Regions from separate parts of the Homo sapiens genome. Here region 1 is linked to region 2. Evidence: read pairs that join two places in POLR2A ChIA-PET (ENCODE). Cell type or tissue: CD4-positive, alpha-beta T cell. All regions are shown on one strand. Each heading gives the region's core, and the rest is flanking DNA. Links, peaks and the distances in the headings are about the cores only.

Region 1 (5,293 bases), core at 1-5,000, 220 kb before region 2:
AACCGAGGCAAAAACAAGGCTTTCGATGAGGTGCGATGCAGTCTGTGGACATGGACAGCTCTGTGTCTCCTTTCCCACTGCGTGTGATCTAGGAGAGGACCCTGCCCCTCCTTACCCCAGACTACCCCTTGATTATGTCACTGCTATGGGGCATTGTTGTTACCTTCTATAGTCCTCACTACAGCCCCTCATAGTAGGTGGTGCTGTCCTTGTTTTACAGATGAAATGGAGGCCTAAGGAAATTAAGTAACTTGTCTTAAACTGGAAAGCAGATAAGTGGTGGGCTGGAACTAGACTGGTGGCAGCATGCATCCTTTCTAAGCCTGGCCTCAGCTGGAAGCAGCAGGTGGGCCCAGGCCAGAGAGTGCTGCAGAGTGAGCCGACAGCTCCCTTTTCAGTTTGACCATGAAGTCCAGGGCAGGCTGGCTCTCAGCTCTGGGCCTCCCTCTCTGTCTGCAATGACCATTCAGCCCTGCAGACCTCAGCCCCCTGTGCTGTACTGGGGACTGTGGCAACAGTAGCCACAATCTGGCTTGGGGCAGGCAGAGCATCCCATGGGGCCAGGATCTCCTAGGAAGATTTGTCTTTGACATCACGGATCTTTGGTTATTTGGGCTAAAATGGACCTGGGGGCCACCTACAGTGATGCCTTGGATTATGTCAAGGAGCAAATCTTCCCAAGCAAGTCCCCTCTTAATACCCAGGTTCCCCGACTCCCAGCCCATAGCTCCTATGTCGTGTCCTGTGTTACATGTCATGCTCAGCCCTTCACTACCTAGGGGAAAAGTGTCCCCGTTCCACGGGAGAGGGATGATGGGACATATCATAGATATTGGGGGAGGCCATAGGAGCCATGGGCTGGGCCTCAGCCCACTGAGGGACAGAGGGACAGAGGGACAGAGACAGCTGGAGTCACATGTGGGCCTGAGCCCCCACTCCCCATCATAGGGCCAGGCTGCTCCAGGGTTCTGAGTCTGGACCTCCCATGTGACTCTTACTCTGAGACTTCCCAGCCAATCCTGACCCCTTCTGTTACCCTCAGAGAGAAGATGCTGACCTCCAGGCTCCCAGACTCAAGGGGCAGAGGCCCTGCTCTCTCTCTGGGCTCTCTCCAGGGGTCCTGGGAGGGTGGCAGAGGCCAGGGCAGACCTTTTCCAGAAACCAGGTACCAGGGGAGCATAGGCTGCTTTCAACCTTCTCTCCTAGCTAAGCCCCAAAGCCACCTCAGGGCTGCTTATATATTTGTGATATACTCAGGGGCAAGGGCCGATGGCCCATATTTGGGCAGGAAGACTGAGGCAAATGGCAGCTGCAGAGAGGGAGAGCCTCAGACTTTGCAAGAGACTCCAGGGGCATTGCAGAGTTAGAGAAGCAGAGGCCAGGGCAGGGAGATTCCCAGAGAGGGCAGCGGTGGGGCACTGACCCTGGCTCTGAGCCAGGTCCGCCCTGGCTACTTCCCACACTCCCCAAGGCTTGGCAGGGGCTGATCTGGTTCCCCCTCCCTCCAGGTAAAGGTGGACAAGAGCTGCGCCCTGGAGCATGTGACACGGGACCGGGTGCGAGGGGGCCAGCGACGCCGGCCACCAACGAGAGTCCACCTGAAGGAGGTAGGGCCTTACCCAGTGTGGATGTTGGGGTTAGTTGAGCCTAGGACCTCAGCTCCTCTGGGCGGCAGCCAGGCTTGGGGCCACATTTTTCCTGAGGACACCTGGAGCTGGGGCTTCCTGAGGAGTAGACAGGAAGTGATGGGGCACCTGTGTTACACGTGCTCAGGGTATGGATGTCCTTGAGCCTGTAGCCTTTTCCATTTGTTCAATCCACACACAAATGTTGAATCTGTCCTTAGCCAGAGTTGGTGCCAGAGGGAAACTGAAGCCCATGAGGCCAGTCCCTGCCCCTCAGAGCTCGTCTTCCAGCTGAAAAATAGGCCTATCCCACAGACTGCTCCATGCAAAGCTGTGTCTGATTTTTGTGCGGAGGAAGGAAGGCTCTAGGAGGTCAGGGCAGGAGGGACCACAAGGAGCCACTGGCATTTTAGCTGACCCTTGAAGGATGGGAGGGGTTCACTTGGTGGACTTGGAGTCAGGGGATTCTCTGTGGAGGGAGTGCTGTGAGCTGAGGCACAGCGGGAGGGTTTGAGGTATGCGGAGCAGCTCCATTTGCCTGGGAGATGGGTCTGAGAAGGGGGTTGTGGGGAGGAAATTGTGGAGGCCTTGGTGAAGAAGCTGGAGACAAGGAAGGGAGAGTGCGTTTCAGAGGTCAGTTTGAGGCTCTGGGTAGGATGGGTTGGGTTGAGAGAGGGAAAGGCAGGGGCCAGGAAGGAGGTGGGGGAGGCGGCTTTCCAGGCCCCTGGAGGGGATGAAGAGGGAGGGGTTGATGGGAGGATGTTAGGAAGCAAGAGCCACCTGGGCTTGTGATTGAGTCAGGGGATTGGACCAAGGGAAGGTTGTCTGAGGTTCCCCAAGCCTGGAGACTGGGAGCATGGAGGCCCTGGGCACAGGGAATTTGGAGAGGGTATGGGCAATGGGGAGGGGGGAAGGGAGGAGACTCTTTTAGACCAGTGGAGCTAATGCTGCAGGGGAGGATTTTGGAGGCCAGGAAAGAACCTCAGCAAGTGCTACATTTAGGGACTGGAGGGAGGTCAGCTAGCAGGGAACCAAGAAAGAGGAAGCCAGAGGCAAGTGCCACATCTGGAGAGAGATGGGCACAAGACCTGGTGGGCATCAGCCAGGTTGGCAGCCGCAAGTCACAAGGGCAGGACCAAGGACAAGGCATTTACAACATATTTTCTTTTTCTTTTCTTTCTTTTCTTTTTTTTATTATTATACTTTAAGTTTTAGGGTACATGTGCACAATGTGCAGGTTAGTTACATATGTATACATGTGCCATGCTGGTGTGCTGCACCCATTAACTCGTCATTTAGCATTAGTTATATCTCCTAATGCTATCCCTCCCCTCTCCCCCCACCTCTTTTTTTTTTTTTTTTTTGAGATTGAGTCTCGCTCTGTCGCCCAGGCTGGAGTGCAGGGTGCAATCTCAGCTCACTGCAACCTCCGCCTTCCGGGTTCAAGAAGTTCTCTGCCTCAGCCTCTCGAGTAGCTGGGATTACAGGCACCCTCCACCACCCCCGGCTAATTTTTGTATTTTTAGTAGAGACGAGGTTTCACCATCTTGGCCAGGCTGGTCTTGAACTCCAGACCTCGTGATCTGCCCACTTTGGCCTCCCAAAGTGCTGGGATTACAGGCGTGAGCCACCGCGCCTGGCCTTGCAGCGTATTTTCTAAAAGGAGTCGATTTAGGGCTGTCCCGGGGTGCAGGGCTGGGTTTGCCGGAGGGAGGGACCCAAGGTCGTGGGAGGTCTGTTTTTGAGTTGCAGCAGCCTGTGCCTGTCTGTCAGCTGAGGGATAGGATCCTGCAGAGGGAGCACTGAGGTGGCCACAGAGAAAAGGAATGCCTGATGGGGGCCGGGGACGGATGTAGGGAGGGCCAGCCTTGGAGGGAGGGGCCCTCTGACAGAAGAGTTCAGGGAGGCGCTGTGTGTGTGTGTGTTTGTGTGTGTGTGTGTGTGTGTGTGTGTGTGTGTGGTGTGTTAGGGGTGACTTTCTGGTGGTCCCCAGTGCCTGATGTCAGCCAGGTCCTGTGTATGTATAAAAGGGAGTGAGAGCAACAAAGGGAGATGGGCATCGTGGCACATGCCTGTGGTCCCAGCTACTCTGGAGGCTGCAGTGAGCTGTGACCATGCCACTGCACTCAGCTTGGGTGACAGTGCGAGACCCCCTTTTTTTTTTTTTGAGACGGAGCTTCGCTCTTGTTGCCCAGGCTGGAGTGCAATGGCATGATCTCGGCTCACTGCAACCTCCGCTTCCAGGGTTCAAGCAATTCTCCTGCCTCAGCCTCCCGAGTAGCTGGGATTACAGGCATGTGCCACCACACCTGGCTAATTTTGTATTTTTAGTAGAGACGGGGTTTCTCCATGTTGCTCAGGCTGGTCTCAAACTCTCGACCTCAGGTGATCAGCCTGCCTCGGCCTCCCAAAGTGCTGGGATTATAGGCGTGAGCCACTGCACCCAGCCAGCCCCATCTCTTAAGAAAAATAAGGTGGCAGGGGAGAGTAAGGATCCCAGCCAGGACCCCCACCATCTGAGGGACCTTGGGAAAGGCCTCCTGCCCAGCCCTGCTGGGGCCTCTGAGGCTCTCTGGGAGGGTCTCATGACTGTGGGACTGCTGGATATCCCTATTGGTCCCTGGAGCCTGGTGGGGGTGGGTAGCTGCCTTCTGGTGCAGCTGTTCTCTGGCAGTCAGCTGTGGTCTGGGACCACATCTGATGACATGAGGAGAGTGGGCACAGGCTGCCAAGCAGCTGGACAGGCAAAAGCTGGAGAGAAGCTGGCAGACGGAACAGAGGTCTCCAGGAAGGGCAAGCAGAAGTCAGTGAGCTTGAGATGAACTGGAAGAAGTATGTTTGAGTCCTGGTCCTGTCTCTGACTGACCAACTGGTTGTGGGGACCCTGGGTATGGTGATGGGTAGGTGGGTTGCAGAGAAGGGAACCTCTGAAGGCCATACAGCTAGGTAGGGGTTAGATGCAGGGCTGGAACTCTGTCCCCTGCCACCCAGGCTTGTATAGTCCAGTCCAGGTCCAGTATCCCAGAAACCAGCCTGGGGCTCCAAGAGGACCCTGGCTGTGACTTTCCTGGCCTGTGATTCCAAAACAGGGAATTCTTTGGTGGTGAGGGAAAGGAGAGGAAGATTCATCAAGAAATCACTTTAGCTTCTAATTAAGTAGCCACAGAAGCCAGGACAGAGGGAGGCTGGGGAGCTGGGGGCCTGGACAACCTGGATGGGAGAGGGTAAGAACTCGTGTCAGTGGGCACACCTGACCCAATGGCTAGTCAGCCAAGATGACACCCATATACCATCCCCCCCACCAGGTGGCCAGTGCAGCTTCTGACGGTCTTCTGCGCCTGGATCTTGATGTTCCGGACAGTGGGCCACCAGTGTTTGCCCCCAGCAATCATGTCAGTGAAGCCCAACCTCGGGAGACACCCCGGCCCCTCATGCCTCCTACCAAGCCTTTCCTAGCACCTGAGACCACCAGCCCTGGTGACAGGGTGGAGACCCCTGTGGGGGAGAGAGCCCCAACCCCTGTCTCAGCAAGCTCTGAGGTCTCCCCTGAGAGCCAAGAGGACTCAGAGACCCCAGCAGAGGAGGACAGTGGCTCTGAGCAGCCTCCCAACAGCGTCCTGCCTGACAAACTGAAGGTGAGCTGGGAGAACCCCAGCCCCCAGGAGGCC
Region 2 (5,349 bases), core at 350-5,349:
CTAGCTAATTTTTATAATTTTTTTTTTGAGACAGAGTTTTGCTGTAGTTGCCCAGGCTGGGGTGCAATGGTGTGATCTCAGCTCACCCCAACCTCCACCTCCCAGGTTCAAGTGATTCTCCTGCCTCAGCCTTCCCAAGTAGCTGGGATTATAGGCATGCGCCACCAAGCCTGGCTAATTTTGTATTTTTAGTAGAGATGGGGTTTCTCCATGTGGGTCAGGGTGGTCTTGAACTCCTGACCTCAGGTGATCCGCCCACCTCGGCCTCCCAAAGTGCTGGGATTACAGGTGTGAGCCACCACGCCCGGCCAATTTTTATACAATTTTTTTGTAGAGGTGGAGTCTCACTGTGTTGCCCAGGTTGGCCTTGAACTCCTGGGCTCAAGCAATCCTCCTGCTTGGCTTCCGAAAGTTCTGGGATTACAGGCATGAGCCACTGTACCTGGCCTCAAAGTGTAATTCATATCACACATCAAAGATTTATTTAACTCACCTGTAAGAGAACCAAAAAGAATGGCAAAGCTGATTGAAAAGAGCATTTGAGAGACAGATTTGTATATTTAGTTGGAAGAGACATACTAAAATAAGTTTGCTAAGTTAGAGACAAAACTGGCATATGCCTTACAGGACAAAAGCATAATTTTTTTGGTTCTCTACTGAACAAAAATCCTTTGCATCTTTACATACATGCATGTACATATTTGTGCATATGCCTACAAGTTAGCATGTAACTTCACAAAGTCTGGGCTCTAATCTATAGTAAATTGTAAGGCAAAGGTACATTCCCCTTGAAAATTAAATAACTCTTCTCTGTTCAAAGTGTCCCAAAGTGACATTGAAAGGAAATAATCCTTCTTTTGCCTTACTTCCAAGTTACAGATAACTTTCATAACAGTACAGAGCATTTTCCTCCTTCCTCCTGACCAGTGCTGAACACCTGAGACTTGCCACATGATAATCCATCAGCTCCTAGTCTCTCTTATCCCACAGCATTGTCTGCACTTGGGGCTGCTTAGCCCCAGCCTGCTGGCTCCTGGCATTTGGTTGTTCCTCCCTTCATCCAGGGCAGCCCTTTCTGAGATGCCTTTTGTGCGTAATAATAACACAGTGTTCACAGAGAGCTTTCCCACAGTTGACTTACTTGAGCTTTTGAGAATTTTAAGTGGCAGATAGTTTGGCAACACCCCTACTCCCGCAGCTTAATGGAGGGAAAAAAGCTCAACGGTCATGTGATTAGAAGAGGCTCGTTAGGTAGTGGCAGAACCTGGCTGTGAACCCAGGGCCACAGGCTTGTCTTCTGTGCTACATGCCTGCTTGGCCGACATCCTGAGATGGACAGGGTGTTTCCAATGGTCTCCTTAACACTCCCTCCGTTTTGCCTTTCTCTATGTATCCCCACCTCTTTTGGGGGTTCGTTTGTTCCCTTGGACTCAGCCCTTTCTCTTCCCTCTTCCATAGGAAAGTTAACTAGTTCTCTTCCCTTAGGATAGACCTGGGAGACCAGTAGCCCCGTTCAGCCCAGGTAATGACTGGTTTAGGCCCTGGGGGATATTTGCACGTTCACTGATACTTCCCTCGTCTCAGGAAGTGTGGGGAAGCTTTGTAACCCAGCCCACCTTCTCTGTCTAAGGGTTCTCACAGTTAAGGCTTTGTTCCACCCACAGTCAGCATGTGTCACCACTGCCCACCACCCTCAGCAGGGATGGTGACTGTGCCTGGGGTGCCTGTGAGGAAACCAGCAGAAAGCCAGAATGGCTGGCTCACCCAGAGTCACACAGGCAGTTAAGTGGAAGAGCAGGGACTTGAACTCAGGACTTGGGATTCTCAGCCTCTCATTCCCCGGCATCTCGGCTTGACTATTGCATGAAGGTGTGGGGGGCACAAACCAGGTGCAGCTGGGCAAATTACAGAAACACTTAGGAGTTACTGAGCTCAGAGGGCTGGATTTGAAATCTCTCTGTCCCAGCCCAGAGGTTTACTCTGAGAAGTCCGTCCTTTCTGAGAGGCCTACACTCACACAGCTTAAAGCTGCAGGGATCATTTTCCTGAACCTGGTGGCAGCCCTGCAGCCCAACTCTCTGGAGTTCTCTCCAGTCTTCCACAAACGTTCTCCTTGCCCCTGACTCCAGATGTCCTGCACCCCAAGCCTTCCTCTCCCTGAAATCATCCTATGTGGTTTATATAGCCCGCCTGGCAGAGGCAGAGAAGCTGCCCCACCCCTGTCCACCAAGGACCTGCTTCCTTGCTGGCTTCCCTTCAGTGTGCTCACAGGGCAGCCAGAGCCATCCTAGTTCAACAAAATGCCAGTCAGAGCCTGGTGCGCCCCCTCTGAAAGGCAAAGTCCTTTCAGACTCTCCCACCCTGTTTCCTCCCTGACTTCATCTCCTCCCACTCCTCTCTGGCCTCATTGCTCCTCAGACGCACCAGGCACACTCCGGGCTCAGGGTGTGTGGCTGGTGTCCCTCTGCCTGCGCACTGCCTCAGCCCCACCCCACTTCCTGCAGGTCTTGGCTCAGATGTCACTTCGATCCTACAGACTCTCCTAACCTCCCTACTTAAAATCTACCTCCCCCTTCTCTACATGTTCTCCTCCCTTTTCCTGTTTTATTTTTCTGCATAGCTTTTAGCATCATCTTCCATGCTATCTTTTCACTTGTTTGCTGTTGGTTTTCTCCTACTAAAATTTGAGCTCCACGAAGGCAGAGGGTTTTTTCTGTTTTGTTCACTGCTCTCTCATCAGGACCCAGAAAAATGACTAGAACGTAGTAGGCAGCTTAAGAGATGATTTATTTAGTAGGGACTTAAGAAATATTTGTTGAATGAATGAATGGCACTCAACGGATGTTTGTTGAAAGAATGCATTAATGAATTGATCAGTCAATCAAGGAAACTCCATAGGAAAGGTACAGAGAAAGGCTCTCAGATTTCAGAGGACAGGAGTATCATTTCTGGCAGGGCTGTGGCAGGTGGCCAGGGAAGACTTTTCTGTGGAGGTGACGAGCTGTCAAGTTTGCAGTCCACCTTGGGAAGAGTGGGATCTGAAAAGAGCAGCCGCTCACCGGTCACTTTTCTTTCAAGGGAAGGGAGGAAGCTGGGATTAGAAATGCTAATCATCCCTTGAAGAATGGCTCCTCTTGGCGGCGGAATACACACAGGGCTGCTCTGTTTATTTTCCTTTGGCCTCAAGGAGCTGGGGCCTCTTTTTCATCCTAATTGCTTTGCTTCAAGTTGCTGTCACATCCCAGGAACGGCAGCAAATTAACTGTGCTGGTGGGAGACACAGCTGTCAGAAGACAGGCTGGCCCCAGCAGGCCAGTAATAGGCATGGGATACAGGACCCCCCTAGAGGAGGTCTTGTCCCAGCAGCGTCCTCTGCAGCCCTCATGATTCTGCCCCAGCTGGACTGGGGAAGCATGAAAAGAGGGAGCCCTTCTCTCTGGCATTCGAGTAACTAACAAAGGGAAAATGGGCCTTTTGTTGGGCTGCAGGGTCTTGGAGCAGGGTATAAGCCTCTAGTTCCACCCCTCTCTTCACAGGGAAGGAAAGCCAGGTCGCAGGTTAGGGGAAAGCAACTTTCCTGGAGACAAAGCAATGCAAGTGGACCACCCAACCTAAAGCCTGCTTCTCTGGAATCCTCCTCCCATCCTAACATGTTATTTCCTGTGCTGCCTTCCAGGGCACTCATGAAAGAGCTTCCCCATGGTGACCCATCATCAGGCTGCCCTCCCTGATTCCAGGCTTCCATCCTTATTTTTTCTAGGAAAGTTCCTCTACACACACACCCCATTCAGCACGCAGATTCAGCAGATGGAGACAAAGGAGTTAGTCTCTAATGGTATTTGGGCACCTGGGCCCTTCAGATCACACACTCATGCGTACACACACACAATTTTGCCAACTCTATAGGAGGTCAGAAACCATTCGCCCAACATGCTTCTCTTTCCAGGTAACATATTTTCATTCTAACAGGAGTCTTACAAAAATACGCCTAACTGCAAAGTCCTGATTAGCAAAGGTAATTTCAGGTGCTCAGAGAGGGAGCTAGCACTGGGTTGCGGTGGAAACGAGGGACTGAGGACTTTGTAGGTGCCACTCTGCAGAGGGACAGTGCTGCCTGCCTGCCAGCTGATTTTGCAGTCAAATGCTGGCTCTGACAGGGACTTCTGTTTGACCATGGGTAAATTCCTTAAAGTTGCTGAAATGAATGAAGGTGTCTCAACTCTAACCGGAGATGATAATTCCAGGAGGGTTGTCCTGAGAGTGAAATAAGAGCTTCTAGACCAGCATACGCAATCCTCACCTTCCAAGTTCCTTGCCCTGGTTCCTCTTCACACTTTCCCCTCCACCCATTATTGACACCCTTACTGTTTGGAAGGCACAGTTTTGGTGAATGGACTGTGTTCCAGCAGTCTGTGCTTATCGCTCATGACACAGCAGGATGGCATCCAGGGGACCTGGGTCCATATTCCAGCTCCACTTGCCAGCTGTGTGATGTTGGGCAAATGGAGATGATGATGAGAGACTGTTATAGAGTCTCTGTGCAGATTATGTGAAGTGCCTGTAGTGGGGCCAGAGAAATAGGCTGGAGTCTGAGTGTGAAGAGCCTTGAATGCCAGGCTGGAGAACTTGGGCTTTATTCTGTAGGAAGTGGGGAACCACAGTAAGTTTTTGAGGCAGTAAGTGTGACCGACAGAGCTGCTTTTTGTATTCAGATAGCAAGCCCCTCATCCAGCCCTGGGCTGACGGCTCCTTGTCCCTGCAGATCAGCTTGTCCCTCCAGATCAGCTCCTTTCTCCTGCTCCGCACCCCGAGAGGTGGTCCTGTCTGGGTGATATCACTGGACTCCCTTGACTGGCTCCCAGTACAGAGCAGCAGCAAAAGGTGGGAAGTGGGGAGGCGTATGGAGTCAGGGAACTTAGTTCCTGGCTCCCTCCCTGTGGGGTGATCTTGCACTGACCTTTTTCCTTCACTGACTCAAGTCCCCGCCACTGTCAGCTGGTCTTTTCCTTACAGCCGTCTGTCTCCAGGCTGAGGTGGCTGCCCCCTTCCCTCCTGCGCAGACGCAGGAGTGGTGAAGCCCCAAGCTCACTAGCCTGGTGCTATCCCTTAGGGGCCCTCCACCCTTTGTGAACAGCCTCTTTCCTCAACCCTCCTCTAGTGACCTGATTTGAGTGTGCCATCTCTTTCCTGTCAAGACCCTGCTGGACATGTGCCCTGTCCCCTCTGACCCTCAGCTCTCTGGGCTGTGTTACCAAGTGGCTTGGCTGGGGCACAGTGTACTGGAAAATGCCCATCTCAGTGCCTCTGCCTGATCACACAGTTATGGGAACCAGAGGAATGTCTTACAGG

The links. ChIA-PET counts read pairs that join two places held together with the same protein. Peaks named below come from ENCODE experiments on the same cell type or tissue, not always from the same donor. Only the 100,000 strongest peaks of a DNase experiment are listed, where the experiment ranks them.
Region 1: POLR2A ChIA-PET joins it to region 2 with 6 read pairs; 2 of 35 experiments call an interaction of 5 or more read pairs at or near these places.

Annotation. Positions count from the first base shown.
Region 1 is chr15:64,859,969-64,865,261 of GRCh38, forward strand. PLEKHO2 (pleckstrin homology domain containing O2) reads left to right here. Exons shown (of 6, transcript NM_025201.5): 4 at 1-30; 5 at 1,509-1,607; 6 at 4,931-5,293. Among named protein-coding and RNA genes, the nearest start is that of PLEKHO2, 21 kb to the left of the region's middle. In CD4-positive, alpha-beta T cell, for the core only: no CTCF peak of the experiment used is centred there; no DNase peak of the experiment used is centred there; H3K27ac peaks cover 325 bases.
Region 2 is chr15:65,080,273-65,085,621 of GRCh38, forward strand. No RefSeq gene overlaps it. Among named protein-coding and RNA genes, the nearest start is that of KBTBD13, 6.2 kb to the left of the region's middle. RefSeq lists an enhancer at 4,545-5,070. In CD4-positive, alpha-beta T cell, for the core only: no CTCF peak of the experiment used is centred there; a DNase peak (open chromatin) is centred at 2,459.